Linked DNA regions of Mus musculus: regions 1 and 2 are each linked to region 3. Evidence: chromatin contacts called from ENCODE Hi-C or POLR2A ChIA-PET data. All regions are on one chromosome and are shown on one strand. Each heading gives the region's core, a stretch centred on a gene start or an enhancer-like site at or near the end of the contact. The rest is flanking DNA. Distances are from core to core; before and after follow the strand shown.

Region 1 (2,700 bases), core at 54-2,553, 300 kb after region 3:
TTAGTCCTGGCTGGCCTACAACTGCCTATGTAGACCAGGCTGACCTTGAACTAAGAGAGATCTGCCTGCCTCTTCCTACCTAGTGTAGGGGTCCTACAACTGGTGATGGCTCATATTTAATTTTGATAGGATCATCAACTCGATTGATAACAAATCATTACAGAACAGTTTGAGTTGGAATAAATTTGTCTTGATGTTTAAGACCTTTATGTTAGGTCTTAAAGCTTTATTGTCCTTAAATACAACTAGTGTCATGGACCATTAAACAGCAAAGTGGTCTGAAGAGAAATTATTGATTGGAGTGGCAGCCAAAATTTTAAAGTGCCTGAATTTCTTTTGTAATATCTTTATGTAGAATGCATATGCCATTTTAAAGGTAATGATAAATGTTCCTGTTGAGCTGTCCCTGGCCTCTTAGTTCTCTTAAATTCGAACCACTTAGGCACATGCTAATACTAAGGACAATATAAAGCTCCTTGCTAAGTTTGAGTAGTTAAAAACATTAAGGATTTTTTGTTGTTTTGGGGTTTTTTGTTTTTTGTTTTTTAAATGGGAAAGATAAGGCTATCAGCGTGAAACTTGTGGGCAGAGGACCACGCCTCCAGTTCCCTGTGTTCTCCAAGCGTGGTCTCCCTCTGGTTGGCTGCATGGTCTCCATAAAGGATGCAACTCTGGTATGTCCGACCGACTCCAAAGGTACTAGTTGGTGACTCATTTCAACTTCTGTCGTCAGCTCCACACGGAGCCCTTGGCCCCTCCCCCCATTCCCATATCTCCGAGGGCCATTGGTGGACCCTATCCTCCCGCCAGCCGGCCCAAGTGGCCAAATAGCTCGGATGCCTGTCATATTTGTGGTCGCGCTCCTCTGCGGACTGTGCCAGCGCTGCCGTCTTTGTCATCACCCACTCTGTCATGTCTGTTTTCCAGTATGTGGGGGCCATTAGTGGTAGTAGTGGCGGTCCGGCTTGGGCGCTCCCATTTCTACCTCTCCTATTTAGCTTTCAGTCCACAGAAGAGGCTGCATAAGCTTGGTGTCTGTCCGCCGCTTCCTGAGAGTTCACCCTGAGGGAATCTGCATTTATGGCACTTGGGCGGGCCCGGGGCGGGCCCTGCGAAGCTGAGGCGGGTCCGGACCGGCTGGAGGCGGGGCCTACGGAGATCTGGACCTGAAGGCACGGGTGGGCGGGACCTATAGTAGGAGGTGGGAGGGGCAGGGTGGGGCCTATACTGCAGGGGCGGGGCTGGTGGGGCGGGGCCCGGCCAGGCAGGGGGTGGGGCCTACGGGGCCTGGCCGGAGCTCGCCAGAGGCTCGCAGGCGGACGTCACTCCCGCACGGCGAGTGCTGGAGCACGAGCTGTACCTCTCTCGGCCCGGGCGTCCACTCCGCCCGCCTCCTGCTTCCTCCAGGCTGCCCGCCGCCTCCACCATTGTATAATGTTCCCGACTCGCAAGCAGAGGACGCCGGAGTCGTAGCTCCGGCCTCGCCGAGCTCCCTGCTACCGTCGGCCCCGCGGCGGGGGCGCCCCGCATGGAGCGGGCATAGCTTGAGGGGTGGGCGGAAACCCCTCCGATGCGTTAGCTCCTGGTGGACCTGCTTGTGGTGAGTTCCGGGCCGAGCTGGAGGCTCCCCGGGGTTGGGCTCCGGCGGGCGAGGGGCGGTGCTGGGCTGGGCCAGGCGGGAGCCCAAGGCAGCGGAGGCCGGACCGGGCAGGTTGGGGAGCACCCGCTGGCCGCCTGGAGACCCCGACTGTCACGACCTGGGGCGGGGTCCGGGCGGCAGGGGCCCGGAGCTTTTGCCGTCACAGCTGGTGTGTGTGTGTGTGTGTGAGTGTGTGTGTGTGTGTGTGTGCGCGCGCGCGCGCGCTCGCTGTGGTGGCTCTGGTGCTGAGAACGTGCGAGACTTTTTTTTTTTTTTAAAGATTCCGGTTGCTGGCAGGGAGGCTGCTTCACTTTTGAGTTCCGTGTCTGGGTTTGCATCCAACTTGCTATATTGTGTTTCGAGAGTTTCCCGGTGGTTTTGCGTTAAAACAGTTCTCTTCACCCTCTTTTCTTCCGTGCCCAAGTGAATTGATTTTGGATCCAAATGTTTATTAAACTTAATGCCTTCCTGGTTTTTAAATTAGAAATCTACAAGTCATCTTGGTGTTAACCGCCTATGACGGGGCAGAGGGGGGGCGGTGCTGAGGGGAGCCAGCTGTCCCGACGCGTAGACTTTGTACCATTGACACTGGGCACTTCAGAGGACCATTGCGTCGAGAGAAAGTACTGAATTGTTCATATTTTTCTTAACTATAAATTGTCTTAGCTTTAGCCGGAATGGTAGCAAATCAGTAGAGTTGAAAATTGAATTGTAAGTTTCGCAAAGCAGTGAGACTGTTTTAGAATAACTTTTTGCTCGCATCTAGGTAGTTTCAGGAGTAGAAAGTCGGTTTTGCAGGCACTGAGTGGAGGGCAGTCAGCAGGGACAGACTCAGAAACGGCAGATTTTATTTAAGTAGAATCAGTCAAACCCTAGCTGGCTTTCAGGAACAGTCGTTGTTTTCAAGCTTTGTTCTTGAAACGTGCTTTTGAATTCCTAGTATTTGTTAAGAAGTGTTCAGAACCTATGGAAAAGGGCCTGGAGGTTGTAGTCACCAGTAGGATGGCCCAGGCCCTAACTGTTCAGAATTGCTTTTTGTAATTTTTGTGACTGGCAGGAAT
Region 2 (2,700 bases), core at 74-2,573, 410 kb after region 3:
TTCTGGAGAGTGTTAAAAATGATCCCTACAAATGCCAACGTTTAGAAACTTATAAAATATGGTAAACTAGGCTGCTTATATCAACGCATTAGAGTTGAAGCAGAGTTCCCCCTAGAGTTTAGTATATATTTCTCTAATAGTTCAACAAATGTAAAATCTGATTTGAACCTTTCCAAAGTTCCTATCCCCACCACTATCCCCCCCCCGCAAAAAAAACACCTCGTGAAAGATATTTATGCCCTGAAGTTTGAGTAAAGTTTTACTTCTTTTAGTAAGAACTCTGAAACAGAACCAACGCTCCTTTGACGCTCCCTGCCCCCTCCCCGTTAATATTTACATGTATGAGTCAGTTCTTTCCTCAACCGCAACAGATTCAGATTCAGAGGGACATCACGCTATAACTTGAATAAACCAACAAGGTGGGGGCGGTAGGAAGCACAACTAGTCTCCGTTTCCAAAGGGAAAAAGAACCCACCACCGTTCACCCTCTGTCCCCGGCAGCACCTGCCACGTCGGGAGCTTAAAGAATAATGGCTCAACTTTCGGACGCAAGGAGGGAGAAGACACAGATAATTTCCTGAGGAGTGCCTAAAAGGTCCTCTCCGCAAGGGACACAGCTCTGGGCCGTCTCTGTCCGTTGGAGCATTCAGAGACCCTTCGAGGCGGCACAGTCCTGCAGCAGCCGGCCTCGGGCCTCCGCGAGGCAGACAGTGTTTACACCTGTCACGAGGGAGGTGGGAGCAGGAGGACGCCGGAGCGGAGCCCCAAACTTCTACACAGCGGCCGGGAGGGAACCCCGGCGCGCAGCTCGGGGCGGGTGGACGGCGAGAGGCAGGGCGGGCCACGGCGGCCGGGAGGGCACGGCTGGCTCTCCTCGGCCGAGCCTGGGATGCCGAGCGCCGTGCCACTCGGCTTCGGGCGCTGCCAGCGGCGTTCCGCACCCGCGGAGAAGAGCAGAGCCCGCGCCGGAGCTCGCAGGCCCGCACGCGGGCCGACGCGGGCAGGCGCTCCAGGCCGGGGCGACTAGCCGGGCCGGGTCCTCCGCACCCCGGGAGCGCGGCGGCAGCACTCACCTGGCTCGTCCCGGGCGGCCGCGATGGGCATGGCTCGGCGGCCCGGGGAGGAACTGGCTCCCCGGGGAAGGACCGGTTACTCGGACGCTGAGCTGGTGAGGGCGGAAGGGGAGCTGTTCCCAGCCCTGTCAGCGGCGCGGCGCCATGGACGCCCACCCGGAGTTTCAGCGCTGCCGCGGGACCCCCATCCCACTACCCTCCGCCCTCTTCCGCCGCCGCCGCCGCCTCCGCCTCCTCCTCCTCCGCGGAGACCCCCGCCCACTCCACACACTCTCCCATCATGCAGCGGGGAACCGCTGCTGTCCATACGTCACTTCCGGGCGCAGGTGGCTAGGTCGGGGCCGGGCGCTGGTGGGTGCCGGGGTGGGGGAGGACACTCCAGGGGAATTAGTGTCACAGACTTCTTACTTCTGCGCAGGCGCCGTCGTGTGGAACGACGTTCGCCATTTTGGTTGCGGGCAAACGGTCTTTTTTCCGTACTCACTGAAGTGTGGGCTGGGGACGTCCTCCCTCCCCTCCCGACCCTCTGAGGCAGCGCTCCGGGCCACAGACCTGAGCTTCTCTCCGCCCAGTACTTTCCCGATGAGCCGGGGAGAGGGTTAAGTTCCGCCTTGGAATAAAACTGCAGACGTATGGAAATACGGAACCAGATCTCTGCTGAAAAACCGGCTGGACAACATTCAGCAGCTTGTCCTTTTTGCCCGGAATAAAAGACTTTCATTCCCTTCCCTTTTTATGTAAGCCAACAAAAGAGGAAGCTGTTATTTAACAAACGAGAAGTGATTGTCCTACTTAAGACGAGAAGTCAGCAGGCAAACTAACAAATGGTCTTCTACAAAAATCAGTCCAGAATTGTGTTGGTGTTTGGAGAAGATGATCATTTTCATACATCTTTCCAATCAACTTGTGCATTTGAGCGATTCTATACAATAGAGGTCATAAGAGGTTTTTGTTTCCATCGGTTCCTGAGCAATTGGTCTTTTTTTAATAACATCTCCCCGTCCTTTATTATGACTCTGTTAGAAACCATTCCACTGTAAAACTCAGACAAAGCTGCAGGATTTTTATTCCTGTCTCAGACGGTGAACCCTGGACTCTACCCTACAAACCCTGAGCCCTGCCGGGTTCTCTTTCTGCCCACGCTGAATTATTTAAAATAGTTCCCAAACCGCAAAGCTCAGCAGTAACCGAAAGGAACAAGGACTGAAAACACCCGTCATCTCAGAGAACTGTCTAGCCCTTTGACTGGAGGAATTACACACGTTGAAAAAGATAAGGACAATAGCAATTCATCATGGTTTATCCTGCCTCTGCAATGTTCTAGACAAATTAACTTGAAGAACTAAAATAGACCCTCATTTGTCTCCTCACAATTCAGTCATTGCAAGATAACAGAGACTGCATTGCTGCTTTGTGGTTATGCTGAATATTTTTGTTATTGGCCAGTCACTGAAGTGAGAAAAATCTATATGGCTTGTCAAATTTATTCCTTTTGTATTTCGCCCCCTGCTGGTGTAGCTCGTGTGCAAATTAAAAAAAAAAAGTATGTCACTGTAAAACATGTTTATTGTCTGAGAATGAAAGTAAAAAAAAATGCGTGTAAAACTGAAAATTAATTTATTTCAGA
Region 3 (2,700 bases), core at 148-2,647:
AAAAAAAAAAAAAAAAAAAAACAAGCAAAGAAAGGTGTGTGTATCTCAACTCTCTGGATCTCCCCGCTTTCTACAAAGAAATAACGCTAGGCCCCATGATCCTGACCAAGAACGTCCACAACCTGTCCTAAGCCTGAGAGGCAGTCACGTAGCTGGGCAACGGGCTCCACATAACTAACTCCAGTTTTATTATTCTTGGACACATCCATAATTCTGCTGAAAATTGCCAACTTCCTTCCAGACCAAAGGCTGAATCAGAGAAAACCTCAGACTACAAGCTGGATAGCTCCTCTGGTGAAAGTCACTCAATGTCCTGGAAGCTTTGGGGTGATGTAGGGGAGAAAACAGGAACAATTAAAAAAACGAAACAAAACAAACAAACAAAACTGAGAGAGCCCAGTGTAAGGAGTAAAGCACAACTGAGAAGGTATACACTTAACATCCCACCTAACGGAAAATCGGTTCCAGCAAAAAGCTGTGGCCTCCAGTCTTTAAAGGTGTGGCCAGCACGTAGCCCAGACGTAAATATGAAATTTAGTGTTAAGGGCCAACAGTAACTGAATTAACTCTAGGTGATATGAGTGCACGTGGCGTCTCCCGCCGTGCCTTTGGCGGGGTGGAGAGCAGTACCTGAGTAAATCGAGGAAAGAGTCCACTGTCTCTTTGGAGACCGGAGGAGGCCCTGAGTTCTCCAGCCCCAGGCTGCTGGACTGGAGGGTCTGCGCGCCCGCCCCTGGCTTGATGATGAACGCCAGAGCAACGGCGAGAGCCGAGGCGCTCAGCGTGGTGAGGCCGAAGTAAGCAACAGCGATGCCACCCAGACGCCCGAGGGAGCTGGCATCCAGGGAGGCGGCTCCCGACACCAGGCTGCAAACCACCAGCGGCAGGATGATCATGCGCAGCATGCGGAGCAGCATCTCGCCCGGGAAGGCCAGGTAAGTGATCTGGGTGCGGGTGAGCTGCAGCCCCCTCAGCGCCGCGCCCATGCCGGCACCCACCAACACTCCCGACACGGTGAGCAGCACCAGCGCGTGGCGCCGAAAAAAGCTAGCACAGCGCTGCGATTTGCCCATCGCCGTCTCGGGCGTTCGGGGCCCGGCCGCAGGCTCTGCCTGGGTGCCGTCGAGGTAGCCGTTGGTCTCGCCGCTCTTCTCCATGTCGTTGCCCACCGCTCTAAGCGGTAACACTCAAGGAACTTGGAGAAAAGACCGGTTTCGAATGAATGGATCAGGCGGAGACAGTGGCCTGTGCCAGCTGCGGCTTCCGAGCTCTGTGAGTCCCTACAGGAACACTTTTCAGAAAGATAAAAGAGAGACGTGGGTTGTGGGTTGGAGCCCAGGCAGAGCAGACCGCGCCGCGCCCAGCCTTCTTTCAGAGCCGCTGCAGGCTGGAGATGATGCAACGCAGGAGGCACGCTGGAGGCTGCAGCCTAGGAAGGAGGGCGGGGCTTGAGCTCGCCCCGCCCATGTAGGCGCACCTCCGATGTTACGACCAATTAGAACCCTGAATATCCGTTCCCCACCTCCCTGACGTTTCCCAGGTCCCGCCCTTCTCCCACCCTCCGGGAGGCACAGCAAAGAGAGTGAGAGACAGGCAGGCTGGGCTCTCCCGACGGGGCGTGAGGCCATCGGCCAATCCTGTCTCCTGGCAGCTTTCAGTCCTACTGTCCAGGCCTCGGGGAGAGAGGGAGGGGAGCGTCTGGAACGCCTCGGCAGTTCTTCTCCTCAGCTGGTGGAGGAGGGGAGCCCTCGGAGGTTGGTGCCCGCCCTCCGCTAGGGAGTCCGGAACGACCCAACCTCCATCCTGCGGGAAATCCTTTCTTCTAAGGGCTCTGTAGGCTTTCCTGGTACAGAGACAAAGGAGTGGGTGGATGGGGGAAAGTCTCATTGCGTGCACGTACAAGACTCTAGCAGAGCTTTACCCTTAGGTGACCAGCGAGTCCGGGTGGCACTATGCACAGTGCCAAGGGTGAGCCACTGCGTGCACTAGCGCCCTCTGGGGCGAGTCCATTGGACTCTGGGGAGAAGCCTGGTGTGTGCAGGCTGAAGACGTAAAACTCTCCCAGAGAAACAGAGCTCTAACGCCACCACTTTCGGTGGCGTGTCTGCCATGTAACTTAAGCTGAAACACAAGCGGGATTTTAACCACCCCCTTCCGGGTCTCCAGACTTGGCACGCCAACAGTTCAGTCAAGTGTTTGGCCAGTCTGAAAGATGGTTCAATGGATTTTTTAAAAATGCCATTTATTTACTATCTTCCCGGGCCACAGCAGATAAAAAGGGAAACCTTGGCAGTCGTTTATTGTGTTATTTATTTATTTATTTATTTATTTTTCCCTATTCTGCTTTTGAAAAGAACTACCTCCCCAGACCTCCAAGAAAGCCCTAGTTAGGTGTAGCTGAGTTAAAGAGGAAGACAATGTGAAGTAAAGTAATTTTGAAGTATACCATAACAGAAACCTGTGCAAATCAATATGTCCTGTCGAGGTGTAAAACGTCCAATTGTTGAGACAGCAAAGAGTTCCTTACATGAAGCCATTTAGCTGTCATGTACAGCTTGTTGAAATAGGAGCTTATTGGTGGGAGGGAGGTGTGTTCATTAGATGAGGACCTATACATATTTTTATCTTGTTTCCCAGAACATGGTTTACCTCTCTGTGCAAGGATGGATGATTCCTACAGACCCATGTTCCTCATTTCCA

The links. A loop is a pair of places that touch in the nucleus more often than their neighbours do. ChIA-PET counts read pairs that join two places held with the same protein, here RNA polymerase II (POLR2A).
Region 1: a loop to region 3 is called in a map of left cerebral cortex, with 2.3 times the contacts of the local background. The contact joins the promoter of Sertad2 here to the promoter of Slc1a4 in region 3. A Hi-C loop is called at or near these places in 1 of 37 maps with a recorded cell type or tissue (left cerebral cortex). POLR2A ChIA-PET finds 5 or more read pairs at or near these places in 5 of 5 experiments (Patski and embryonic stem cell).
Region 2: a map of v-Abl transformed pro-B cells shows a loop between it and region 3 (4-fold over the local background). The contact joins the promoter of Aftph here to the promoter of Slc1a4 in region 3. A Hi-C loop is called at or near these places in 1 of 37 maps with a recorded cell type or tissue (v-Abl transformed pro-B cells). POLR2A ChIA-PET finds 5 or more read pairs at or near these places in 2 of 5 experiments (Patski and embryonic stem cell).

Annotation. Positions count from the first base shown.
Region 1 is chr11:20,630,674-20,633,373 of GRCm38, forward strand. It overlaps Sertad2 (SERTA domain containing 2), which reads left to right and starts at 1,304. Exons shown (of 2, transcript NM_001038625.1): 1 at 1,304-1,600.
Region 2 is chr11:20,740,233-20,742,932 of GRCm38, forward strand. It overlaps Aftph (aftiphilin), which reads right to left and starts at 1,324. Exons shown (of 10, transcript NM_001290545.1): 1 at 1,074-1,324. Gm46272 (predicted gene, 46272) reads left to right here and starts at 400. Exons shown (of 1, transcript NR_168691.1): 1 at 400-2,700.
Region 3 is chr11:20,331,316-20,334,015 of GRCm38, forward strand. Slc1a4 (solute carrier family 1 (glutamate/neutral amino acid transporter), member 4) reads right to left here and starts at 1,398. Exons shown (of 8, transcript NM_018861.3): 1 at 631-1,398. The coding sequence starts at 1,157.